Regions from separate parts of the Mus musculus genome. Here all the other regions are linked to region 3. Evidence: chromatin loops called from intact Hi-C (ENCODE). Cell type or tissue: heart. All regions are shown on one strand. Region 1 holds the start of Tm7sf3 (transmembrane 7 superfamily member 3). Region 2 overlaps Itpr2 (inositol 1,4,5-triphosphate receptor 2). Region 3 holds the start of Itpr2 (inositol 1,4,5-triphosphate receptor 2). Region 4 holds the start of Med21 (mediator complex subunit 21).

Region 1 (2,500 bases), 130 kb before region 3:
CATGGAAAACACAGACATTTATGACATAGCAATAACAAAATTATAGTTATAAAGTAGCAACAAAAATAATTTTTTGGTTTGGGGTCACCATAACACGAGCTGTATTAAAGGGCTGCAGTATTAGGAAGGTTGAGAACCACTGCTGTAAGTGGTGTTGCATAGGAATGACTCCAGCACTGTCCATTATGTTAATTTGTTTACTGATTTTATCATTACTATTTTTCAACAGTCTCACTATGTATGGAGTCTGTGTTCTCCTGTTCTTGGCAAGCTTCCTACCTCAGCCTCCGAAGTGCTGGAAAAACAAGCACCAGACATCCTGCCTTTTCCATTTAAAATGTTATCAATTTATTTTAAAATAGGTTTAGGTTACAGGAAAAATTGCAAAATTTCTCATACATTTTACATCCGTTTCTATCATGGCTGTCATTGGTATCCTACATTGAGACATATCTCAGTGAAAAGAGTGCGACAGGTTATATTATTAACTCAAGTTTGTGTTATGCTTGTTTTTTTTTTTTTTTTTAAGTTTTCCCCAGTCCCCTTTTCATAAGTGCCTTTTAAGATACTAAGAATCCTATTTGTGGCTTGGGGCACCTCACTGTGCCTCAATATCTCAATAAAATATGAAATTCATTAGTGGTGGCACAAGTTTATCTTCCCAGCCCTTGGGAGGAAGTAGCGAGAGGTCAGAAGTTCAAGGTCATCTCTACTGCATAGCAGCTGGAGGTCACTCTGGATTGTGAGAGACCTAGTCTTAGGAGGGAGAGAGAGAGAGAGAGAGAGACAGAGAGAGAGAGAGAGAGAGAGAGAGAGAGAGAGAGAGAGAGAGAGAGAGAGAGAGAGAGAGAGAGAGAGAGAGAGAGAGAGAGAGAGAGAGAGAGAGAGAGAGTTATTTTGCACAATTAGAATGACAAAAAGTAGCTGGGTGGTGGTGGTGCATGCCTTTAGTACCAGCAGAGGCAGGCGATTTCTGAGTTCAAGGGCAGCCTAGTCTACAGAGTGAATTCCAGAACAGCTGGGGCTACACAGAAAAACCCTATCTTGAAAAAAAACAAGGAATAAAAGGAAAAGAAAAAAGAAAGACAGAAAGAGGAAGAAGAAAAGAGAAAGAAGAAAAAAGGAAGGAAGGAAGGAAGGAAGGAAGGAAGGAAGGAAGGAAGGAAGGAAGGAAGGAAGGAAGGAAGGAAGGAAAGAAGAAGAGAGAAAGGAAAGACACAAAAGCAAGAACTCGTCCCGGCTTGCCCCGTGAGCCCGGGGAGCCCAGAAGCCCCGGCAGGAGGCGCGCGCCCGCAAGGGCCGGCCGGGGACGCGCGCGGCTGTCGTGCCGGAAGCGCGCGCCCGGCGGGGCTGGGGCGGCAGGTGCACGCGCGGGGCCGGCGCGCTAAAGCGATGCGCGCGGGCGCTCCGGGGTAGCAAGCGACCTGGCCTGCGCGCCCCTGGCCCGCGCGCCCCGGCCCGCAGCGATGTGGCGGCTGCGCCTGCTGGTCCTAGCGGTGCTGGCGGCGGGCAGCGCCGAGGCCCAGGCGAACTCCAGCGACGGTGAGCTTCCCGAACTTGCCTCCGCTCCTGCAGCAGGGCCGCAGGCTGCCCGGCTCTGTGCAGCCCTCCCCGGTTGCAGATGCGCGTCAGGCCGCGGGTTCGGGACCGTGTCCATCCTGCCAGCGCCTGGTTTGGGCTGGGAACCGGGAAGAGATAAGTAGCCCCCTTTGAGGCATTCTTCCCGGCAGGGAGCAGCCATGTTTGTGGTTTTAATTGGACGCATTGAAACGGCCTTTTAAACTGAATTTCGGGGAGGACGCCTGTAAGCGCAGCACCCCTGAGGCTGCGACAGGAGGATTATGTGTTCGAGACCGCCCGGAGAGTGAGCGTCAGGCCCAAACTAAAACCAAACCGAACCCGTCGGCTACCGGTAGCAAAGTCCATCGAGGAACTAAGGCGTTCCACGCAGTAGCTGACTTTGATACTCCGAAATCTAGTTGCTTTTTTAACTGGGTGACGATTTGCAGTTTGAGAGGAAAAATGAGCCAGTGATGGGACGTGAAATCCTAGGTCTTGTGCTGAGAGAGAGGGGTTTAGCGACTGTTGGGCAGGAGCGGGGGCGTTAATGGGAAGCATGAAAAGCACTAATTGTGCCACGCTGGTGGTCACGTGTTGTTTCTGGCTGCGTTAAGTACATTCCTTGTTTTGAGCTCTAGACAAGTAGCAAATACAATAGTCTTCTGAGTGATGGGATCATTTCTCCTAATGTTTATCTGTGAAAAGCCAGGGATAGTACCGCACTTTAGGATCTTCGAGTACAACTAAGGCCAGTACTGAAAAGTACAAATATTTGTGTGTTAAGTGTATACACACACACACACACACACACACACACACACACACACACACACACACACACACCTATTTTCTTGAAGAAAACTCTGGCTTACAGCAGAGAGGAAGCATTGGCCTCTGGCCCTGGCTGAATGCTAGGTCCGTTTCACAGCCTGAGTACTCT
Region 2 (2,500 bases), 72 kb after region 3:
CCTTCTGTGTTTGTTTCCTCCTTGGGAAGCCTTTTCTGACATCTGCCACATGCGTCTGCTGCATGCGTCTGCTGCATGTGTCTGCTGCATGCGACTTTATTCAACATCTCCAGACCCCACCATGGAAAACTTTACAGAGGGTTTCCTAAGGGTGGGACCTCAGTTGTAGCGCTCTGGCTGGACTCCTGTGGGGAATACAGTAAGCAAGGTTGGATGTTTGGTGTTTCCTAACCACTTGAGCCACATACTTGCTCCTCACTGCTGTCTTCATAGACATTTTCCTGGCTTCCCAAAGAAGCCATTTCAAAGGAGTGGCATTGGAGTGTTCTGGTATTTACAAAAAAGTATTTTCGGGGTCAGAAGTCCCCTTCCTGATGTACTACGATAGGAATCTGTAGCAAGTGAGAGACCTGTTGCTCCTCTTTTAGCAAATGATTGAGTCGAGGAGGGCGGGCCGTGGATCACAGGGCTCTGCTCTGGGAGAGCATCGATTTTCGATTTGCGGTTTTGTTGTACCGAGACGGTGAAGTTTGGTCACTGCCTCATATTTGTTGAAAGAGTCTACAGCATTAACTCACAGATGTTCTTTCAGAGTTGTGCTTTATAACTCTGTATAACCCTCTTTGTAGTCACTAGTGTGTAGGAAATAATTTCTGAGCCATGTAGGGATACACTGCCAATGATAACATGTCTCAACTGTAGCCTTTGTTTTCACCAGCAAGTGCCAGGTACTTTTGAGTCACATTGAAGCTGTGATGGTCTTCCAGCCTGGGTTAGCAGTTTGACGATGTCTGCTTTCTGCTCCGTATAAACTATCAATTTTGGGCTGGGGTTATATCTTAGTGGAGCTATAGCTTAGTGCCTGGCTAGCATTCAATCCTGAGCACTGCCAGATCAAATAAACAAACATTTGTTGTTATTAGTATATTTTTTAAAAACTTACTGATTTTTTTGTGAATTTCACATCATGTACCCCCTTCCCCCTCCCCTTGTATCTGCCCCCTGCCCTTGCAACCTCCCCTCAAAAGAAAACACACACACACACACACACACACACACACACACACACACACTAATAAAAATAAGACAGAGCATAGAAAACATCTCCTGTGGAAGCTGTAGTGTGTCACAGTGTGTCCAGCAGTGTGTCCCTCTGTCCACACATCTTCAATTGTGAATGTTCATTGCAATGAGTCTTGGGTCTGGTTCAAGGTCTCTGGCTTCTGTGACCCCACCAACATTATCAGATCCTCACTGGGACTCCTTTGGGTTATTCATGTCCAGTGTCATGGAGACCCTTCAGTTTTGGATCAGCAGGACTGGCATTTTCACCTGTCCCAACAGTTCACAGATAACACAGATTTTGCCGTGGGCCAACTAAGAGCCCTGGATCTAGGCCTGGGTGTTGGTTGAGCCGGTCAGCCCACTGGTTCTCCCTTATCCGCACCACCAGGGGGAGCTCTACAGCACAGCTCTAACTAGGCCACCCAATGCCACCATCATCAGGAGGCAGGGTCAGCTTTTCTGCTGCCCTCAAGGCCAGCTCACCTGAACCCATGCCTCCAAAGTCAGCTTCACTAGGCTGCCCAATCAAGGCATGGAGCCCACTCTCCCAAGTGCTGCAGTCTGTGAGGGGCTGGGCCAGTTCTGCACAGATCCTGGAAGTACACATGGTCCTGGTTGGCCGCCCCTCTCTAGTGTGCGTCCAAACCCCGGCTGCCACATAGCCACTGACCCAGACAAGGCCTTCAGAGCAGCAGCACAGGCCAGGACGTCACCAGGGCCTCAGGCGGGATTGGGGGCGTGGCTTGTGTCTCCAGTTCTATCCCCTTTACAGTGCTGAAACTGCTGTTCTCTCTCTCTCTCTCTCTCTCTCTCTCTCTCTCTCTCTCTCTCTCTCTCTCTCTCTCTCTCTCTCTCTCTCTCTCTCTCTCTCTCTCTCTCTCTCTCTCTCTCCACCACATGCTTGTATATTGTAGTGGCACCCGCAGCAGACTGGGTGACCTACTCTTTGTTGCCTGGCCTCAAGAGGGTCTTAGGTTTCGACAGCCTGCCCATGAGGCATGGCGGTAGGTGGGACTATGGAGAGTTCTTCTCCCCCAGGGAGTCCTGCGGAGGCAGGCAAGTCTCTGGGACTCTCTCCCTGCCTGCACCCCATGGCTTGGCAGTGGGAGGGTCTCTGGACATCTTTCTCCTCCCGTGCTACTGTTGTGTGGTGGCAGGCAGGGCTCTGTGTGTCTACAGGCCTTCCTGTAGTGCAGTGGAGGGCATCTTTCTCTGCATGATGGTCAGCAGGCCTCTGAATGTCTCCTGATTTTACTTTTAGCCTCCACTGCCATCAGCACAGCCTTGGGATACTGTGATGATCTCCTTGTCACTGACCCTAGCACAGCAGCCAGAGGTCTCAGCCCGACGCACTCTGTGTGTGTGTCTGTGTGTGTGTGTGTGTGAGAGAGAGAGAGAGAGAGAGAGAGAGAGAGAGAGAGAGAGAGAGACAGAG
Region 3 (2,500 bases):
CCCACACCAAGACTCGAGACTGGCATTTCCTTTCTGTTCCTTGCTGTCTAAAACCTTTCCATCCCAGGCATCTTTGAATTGGAAGGCAAAACTCCCCTAAACTCTGATTTTGGTCAGCTGTGGTTTGATCACGGCATTCGCCTCTTCAGTATCTTCCACAGGGTAGGACCAAACATTTCTAAAACAGTACTCTAGAGGTGGACTGACACACAACAGAGGGGTTGCTCCCACTCATGTCCTGCCTCCAGTTTTATTTATTATAACCTTGTGTGTGTGTGTGTGGGGGGGGGGTTACAAAGGCTGTCACCGGTTCCTGGAGATGGAACCCAGTTACCCTCACTTGTGAGCCCTCACTGCCATCGCTGACCCACCCACTGACGGTCACCAGGGTGGTCACCATAGCAGCTGCAGCTGCTGGATCCTTTTATCCAGTCATGAACTTAAGAAAAACAGGATCCAAGAACAGCTCCACAGGAGTGTTTCCTCCTTTCCTCTTCTCTTCATTTGTGTCTTCTTCAACCCTTTCCTCCCTCTCAATTAACTTTTCCACTCAAAACATACATCCACTCAGACTCCAGCTTTTACGGTCAGGATTCTCCAGGCCTCTGCGTGGTGGTGCGAACACCACAGCGTTTCACCCACCCTACTCCCACCCCCTCCCACCCCCATCGCCTGCGGGCTCCTACTCTCAGCTGGACTGTCACCGGCGCGCCAAGTTCCAAGCAGCGTGGTTGCTCTGCGCCCTCTTCCAGTCGGCGTCCCTCAAGGCCGGTTCCATCTGAACCCTCGTGTCGGCAGTTTTCCTCCAAACCCCTCTAAGTCCCTTGCCTTTTGCAAATAGGGATTGTCTCTGCGCGCTCCGGGTCGTCCTGTCTACGCTGGCTGCACTGCACCCCTTCCCAGCCCGCATCTGGAAAGTCCTGGGTCTCTCCTGGGTCCTTGGGGTCGTCTTCCCTCCCCTCCCGGAGTCACTCCAGACTGTCGCTGCTGGTCTCGGGGCTGCCCCTCCAAGATCACCCTGAGCCAGAACCAATGCCCCCGGCTGAGTCCCCGTTACCCCCGCAGCGCCGCCCAGCGTGGCTCCCACGCCTCTGTCCTGGCCGCTTCGGGGTGGCCCGTCCCCCGAGAACTGGCCCCGCCCCGGCCCCGCTCCGCCCCTGGCCGCCCAGGCTTGATTGGCCACGCGCCCCCCTCCCCGGGGCTTCTCCCCGCCCTCTCGGTCCGTGGGCACCGCCACCTGGTCTAAAGAGTCCCCCAAGGGGACCTAGAGGCTCCGCTCAGGCCGGGAGCGAACTGTGGGGACGCAGAGGGCTCGCGGGCCAGGGAGGAGGAGCGAAGGTGTAGGACAGAACTTCGCCAGGAACAGGAAACCTACTGCTGGGCAGGGGCGGCGACGGCGGCGCGGGGCCATCGCAGTGTCCCCAGCGGTGGCCTCGCTGCCGCTCCTCGAGCAGAGCTGCTTGGACCCCTCTGACCCAGCGGGCCTGAGCTCACCCTTGCGTGCAGCGGAGACAGCAGGGACAGCCACAGGAGCGTGAAGCAGCATGTCTGACAAAATGTCCAGCTTCCTCTACATTGGGGACATCGTGTCCCTGTACGCGGAGGGCTCGGTCAATGGCTTCATCAGCACCCTGGGGTAAGCAGGACGTGCTTTGAGCAGCGCCAGCCAACTCGGGTCCCTGTCCCTCTGGCGCGCGGCTTGTCTGGGGTCTGCGCCTGGGACAGCCCCGGGTCCCCTAGGTCTCAGCGCGCAGGAAGCCGCGAGCGCTTCTCAGCAACTTCATAATCTCCAACCCGAGACACATCCGAGAAGAGGAAGTGGTTCGCACGCCCCAGACAGGCCCTGCGAGCCTGCCTTCCCTGCCTTGTTTTGATTAAAATGTGTGTTTTCTCCTCATCTTCCCTATGGCCCGTTCTCAGCGCGCGGCTGGAAAGAAGGGTGGGTTGAAGTCCCAGGCTTTGGCCATGAAAGTAGGCGATGTGCACCGCGCAAATGTGGCTTTGTCCTGCTGGAGGAGATTACCAGCCCCTCTTCGCTGAAGTAATTTCCTTTTGGCCTTGCCAAAGGAGGACTCACTCCTCAGGCTTTGCCAAAACTGGCCTCCTGGGCAGCCAGGGTTCTAGAACTCAGCTATTCTCTCTCCCTGTCCATCCCCTTCGCCCAGTGAAAGGAGTTCAGCCTACTGCAAGGCCCTTGTGATTCGAGTTTGTATATGAACTGGGGAAATACTGATGTATATCATACAGAAAAGCAGCGTGTTAGTTAGGTTAGGACCATTTCTGGTTTCTAGAAAATTCCTTCATGGTGTTCGCGCTGGTGAACAGTTAATTGCACTCTATGATATATTTTAGTGCACAGGTAGTTTTTGGTTACTTCACAGGACTTGCCTCAGACTGTCTTATCTGAGGAGATTGAGGCTGGTGACTGCTCTCAGCTGTTAGGTATTGGAGTCCTGTCCCCCGGGCTGTGAGGGAGAGAGCCTTTCTGTGACTGTGTTGC
Region 4 (2,500 bases), 140 kb before region 3:
TGGTTTTTTTTTTTCGAGACAGGGTTTCTCTGTGTAGCCCTGGCTCTCCTGGAACTCACTCTGTAGACCAGGTGGCCTTGAATTCAGAAATCCGCCTGCCTCTGCCTCCCAAGTGCTGGGATTACAGGAATTAAAGATGTGGGTCACCATTCCAGGCTCAGTATTTAGTTTTCCATTCATGTACAATTAAGCCAGAATAACAGCCAGAGGCGACAAAGTTAGAGAAGCTAGCAGTTTTCAGGAGCTTTTGTTGTAGATTTTGATTACTGGGCTGTTTTTTTTTTTTGTTTTTAACGCCAATCTGGTCTCCACAGTGTGCAGGTCAGCCAGAGCTACACAGTGAGACCATCTCAAAACAAAACAAAAATCCCTCTTGTGTACATTCACTGTTCTGTGGTACTGTGCTGTAAGAGCTTCACTCCACCTATAAGAGCCTCTTAGGGAAGATCGTAAAGCAGACTTAAACAAATGCAAAGAAACGGAGAGGCCAGGATCTGGCCTCTTCTAGACGTTACTCTCCAACCATTGGTGCTGGAGTCGCCAAGAGCGGAGGGAGGAGTGAAGGCCTACAGAAAGCAAGGCAAGCTCACGCCCTGGTCACTCATACACCAACCTACAAACACTCAACACTTTGTTGTGGTCTTTTGTGTTTTGTTTTCTGAGATGGGCTATCAAACTGGAGCTCAGGCTGGCCCGGAGCTCGCTGCAATCCTCCTGTCTCAGCCTCAGAGGTGGAATCACAGGAGAAATCCGTTTGGCAGGTTGAAATTGAAACGCGAGGGAGGGATACACACAAAAGTGCTTAGGCGTGTGCTGCCCCACAAAGGAAGTTCTAGAAGCATCCCTGGAACTTGAGTACTCGCTTCCTGGCTACCTGGCCGCAGACCTTGAGTCTCCTCAGGAGAGGCCGTCGTCGGGTCCCCTCCTTATTAGCGGCCACTCGTTCCCTTCCTCAAGTTCGCACCTCACCAGAGGCCCCGGGTCCCATGGCTCTCAGGAGAGACTGGCAGGTCCCACATCCTCTCAGGAGAGACCCCCGGGTCCCACCTCCCTTAGGAGAGACTGGCGGCTCCGACCTCCCCTCAGGACAGGCCCCCGGGTCCCGCCTCCCCTCAGGACAAGCCGCCCGGCCCGGTCTCCCCTCAGGACAGGCCCGTCTCCTCAGACCCCGCCCTGTGGACTACGTGAGACCCAGGCCTCACGGGGTGCGCCGCCCGCGGCGACCTCAATCTGCGCGCTCCCCGGGGCCTTGCCTCGCCCCTTCCTCCTCTCTCCGCGTCAGGAAAGCAAGGCTGGCGAGCAGAGGAAAGCCCTCACCGAGTTCACAGCGTCCTGCAGCTGAGTGAGTCTATCCGCCATGTTCACCACGCACGCAAGGGTGCGCAAAAGCTGCTAGAGCGCGAGCGATTGGCCAATTTATGACGCCTCCGGACCAATCACAGGCCTTCCTCCTTGAGGGGCGTGGTTAAGGAAGCATGCTGCCGGGGAGGGGCGGGGCCAGCCTGCGGGCCTGCTGACGTCAGGCGGGTGGGATCCAGGGCTGGTGTGGGGGAGGAGGGACGCGTGCAGGCTGAGCTGCTACGGGTTCGCGTTTACGCTGGACCGAGCCTGTGAAGGGAAGGTGCTTCCTCCATTCTGTCTGTTAGCTCTGACGAGGCTATGCCTCACGGTGTAGTCCTGGCTGGCCTGGAATGTGTTTTGTTTGTGAGGGGTTTTGTTTTTGTTCGTTCGTTTCTTTGTTTTGTTTATCTGGAACACTTGTTTTCCTTTGCTTTTACTTTGCAGGTATACCACAAAGCATACTCGCAGCCCGCCATTCACAACATTTAAATTCGAGAAATTAACATTCTCCAGGAAATCAAAATGGCTAGAAAAGGGTGGCTAATTAGTTTGGGGCAGGAGGTGCTTACCCAACTGGAGACTAGATTAGTGCTTTAATTCTGAGTGGGAGTGCCTGGGGGAAATGGAAAGCATTAAACAGCTCTGTGATGAGGAACGGGTGATAAGTAAAGTGAAAAGGAGGAAGAAGAGCATTTGAAGGTAGGAGGTGCAAACTCTGTAGACCAGGCTGGCCTCGAACGCAGAAATCTGCCTGCCTCTGCCTTCCAAGTGCTGGGATTAAAGGTGTGCGCCACCACGCCCGGTCTAGGCAGGTTCGATCTTAAGAAAGATCAGCTTCAGAATGTAAATTTAGAACTGGGGCTTCCTGACAGTTTTCCGTGTGAAGGGTGATAGCAGAAAGGTCATTTCTGTTAGCCTGGGGATATTCTGATGGGAAGTGAGTCCTGAATCTGCAAATACCTGGTTTGTGGAACTCAGACAAACTGTTTATCATAGTTTCCAAGATGATCATTTCTGGAGTTGGAGGTGGGTGGGTATGTGAGCCTGTTTTTTGTTGCTACAACTGAATAGCACAGACAAGCAATTACAAAGAACGTTTACTCCCTACAGTGTTCTGGAGGCTGGGAAGTCCACTATCAAGGTGGACTGTCATCGTGAG

What was found. A loop is a pair of places that touch in the nucleus more often than their neighbours do. Peaks named below come from ENCODE experiments on the same cell type or tissue, not always from the same donor. Only the 100,000 strongest peaks of a DNase experiment are listed, where the experiment ranks them.
Region 1: a loop joins it to region 3, with 2.7 times the contacts of the local background. A loop is called at or near these places in 3 of 42 quality-filtered maps.
Region 2: a loop joins it to region 3, with 4 times the contacts of the local background. A loop is called at or near these places in 7 of 42 quality-filtered maps.
Region 4: it touches region 3 in a loop (2.5-fold over the local background); 3 of 42 quality-filtered maps call a loop at or near these places.

The regions. Positions count from the first base shown.
Region 1 is chr6:146,633,428-146,635,927 of GRCm38, reverse strand. It overlaps Tm7sf3 (transmembrane 7 superfamily member 3), which reads left to right and starts at 1,336. Exons shown (of 12, transcript NM_026281.2): 1 at 1,336-1,542. The coding sequence starts at 1,467. In heart, a CTCF peak has its summit at 1,243; DNase peaks (open chromatin) are centred at 1,357 and 2,057; H3K4me3 peaks cover 1,582 bases; H3K27ac peaks cover 1,921 bases.
Region 2 is chr6:146,429,114-146,431,613 of GRCm38, reverse strand. The region is part of intron 2 of Itpr2 (inositol 1,4,5-triphosphate receptor 2); the gene reads left to right. Among named protein-coding and RNA genes, the nearest start is that of Itpr2, 72 kb to the left of the region's middle. In heart, a CTCF peak has its summit at 1,451 (motif pointing right); a DNase peak (open chromatin) is centred at 1,463; H3K27ac peaks cover 240 bases.
Region 3 is chr6:146,500,923-146,503,422 of GRCm38, reverse strand. Itpr2 (inositol 1,4,5-triphosphate receptor 2) reads left to right here and starts at 1,200. Exons shown (of 57, transcript NM_019923.4): 1 at 1,200-1,636. The coding sequence starts at 1,545. In heart, CTCF peaks have their summits at 884 and 1,084; DNase peaks (open chromatin) are centred at 1,212, 1,832, 2,032 and 2,482; H3K4me3 peaks cover 2,302 bases; H3K27ac peaks cover 2,052 bases.
Region 4 is chr6:146,641,470-146,643,969 of GRCm38, reverse strand. Med21 (mediator complex subunit 21) reads right to left here and starts at 1,391. Exons shown (of 4, transcript NM_025315.3): 1 at 1,318-1,391. The coding sequence starts at 1,359. In heart, a CTCF peak has its summit at 1,355; a DNase peak (open chromatin) is centred at 1,529; H3K4me3 peaks cover 2,232 bases; H3K27ac peaks cover 1,809 bases.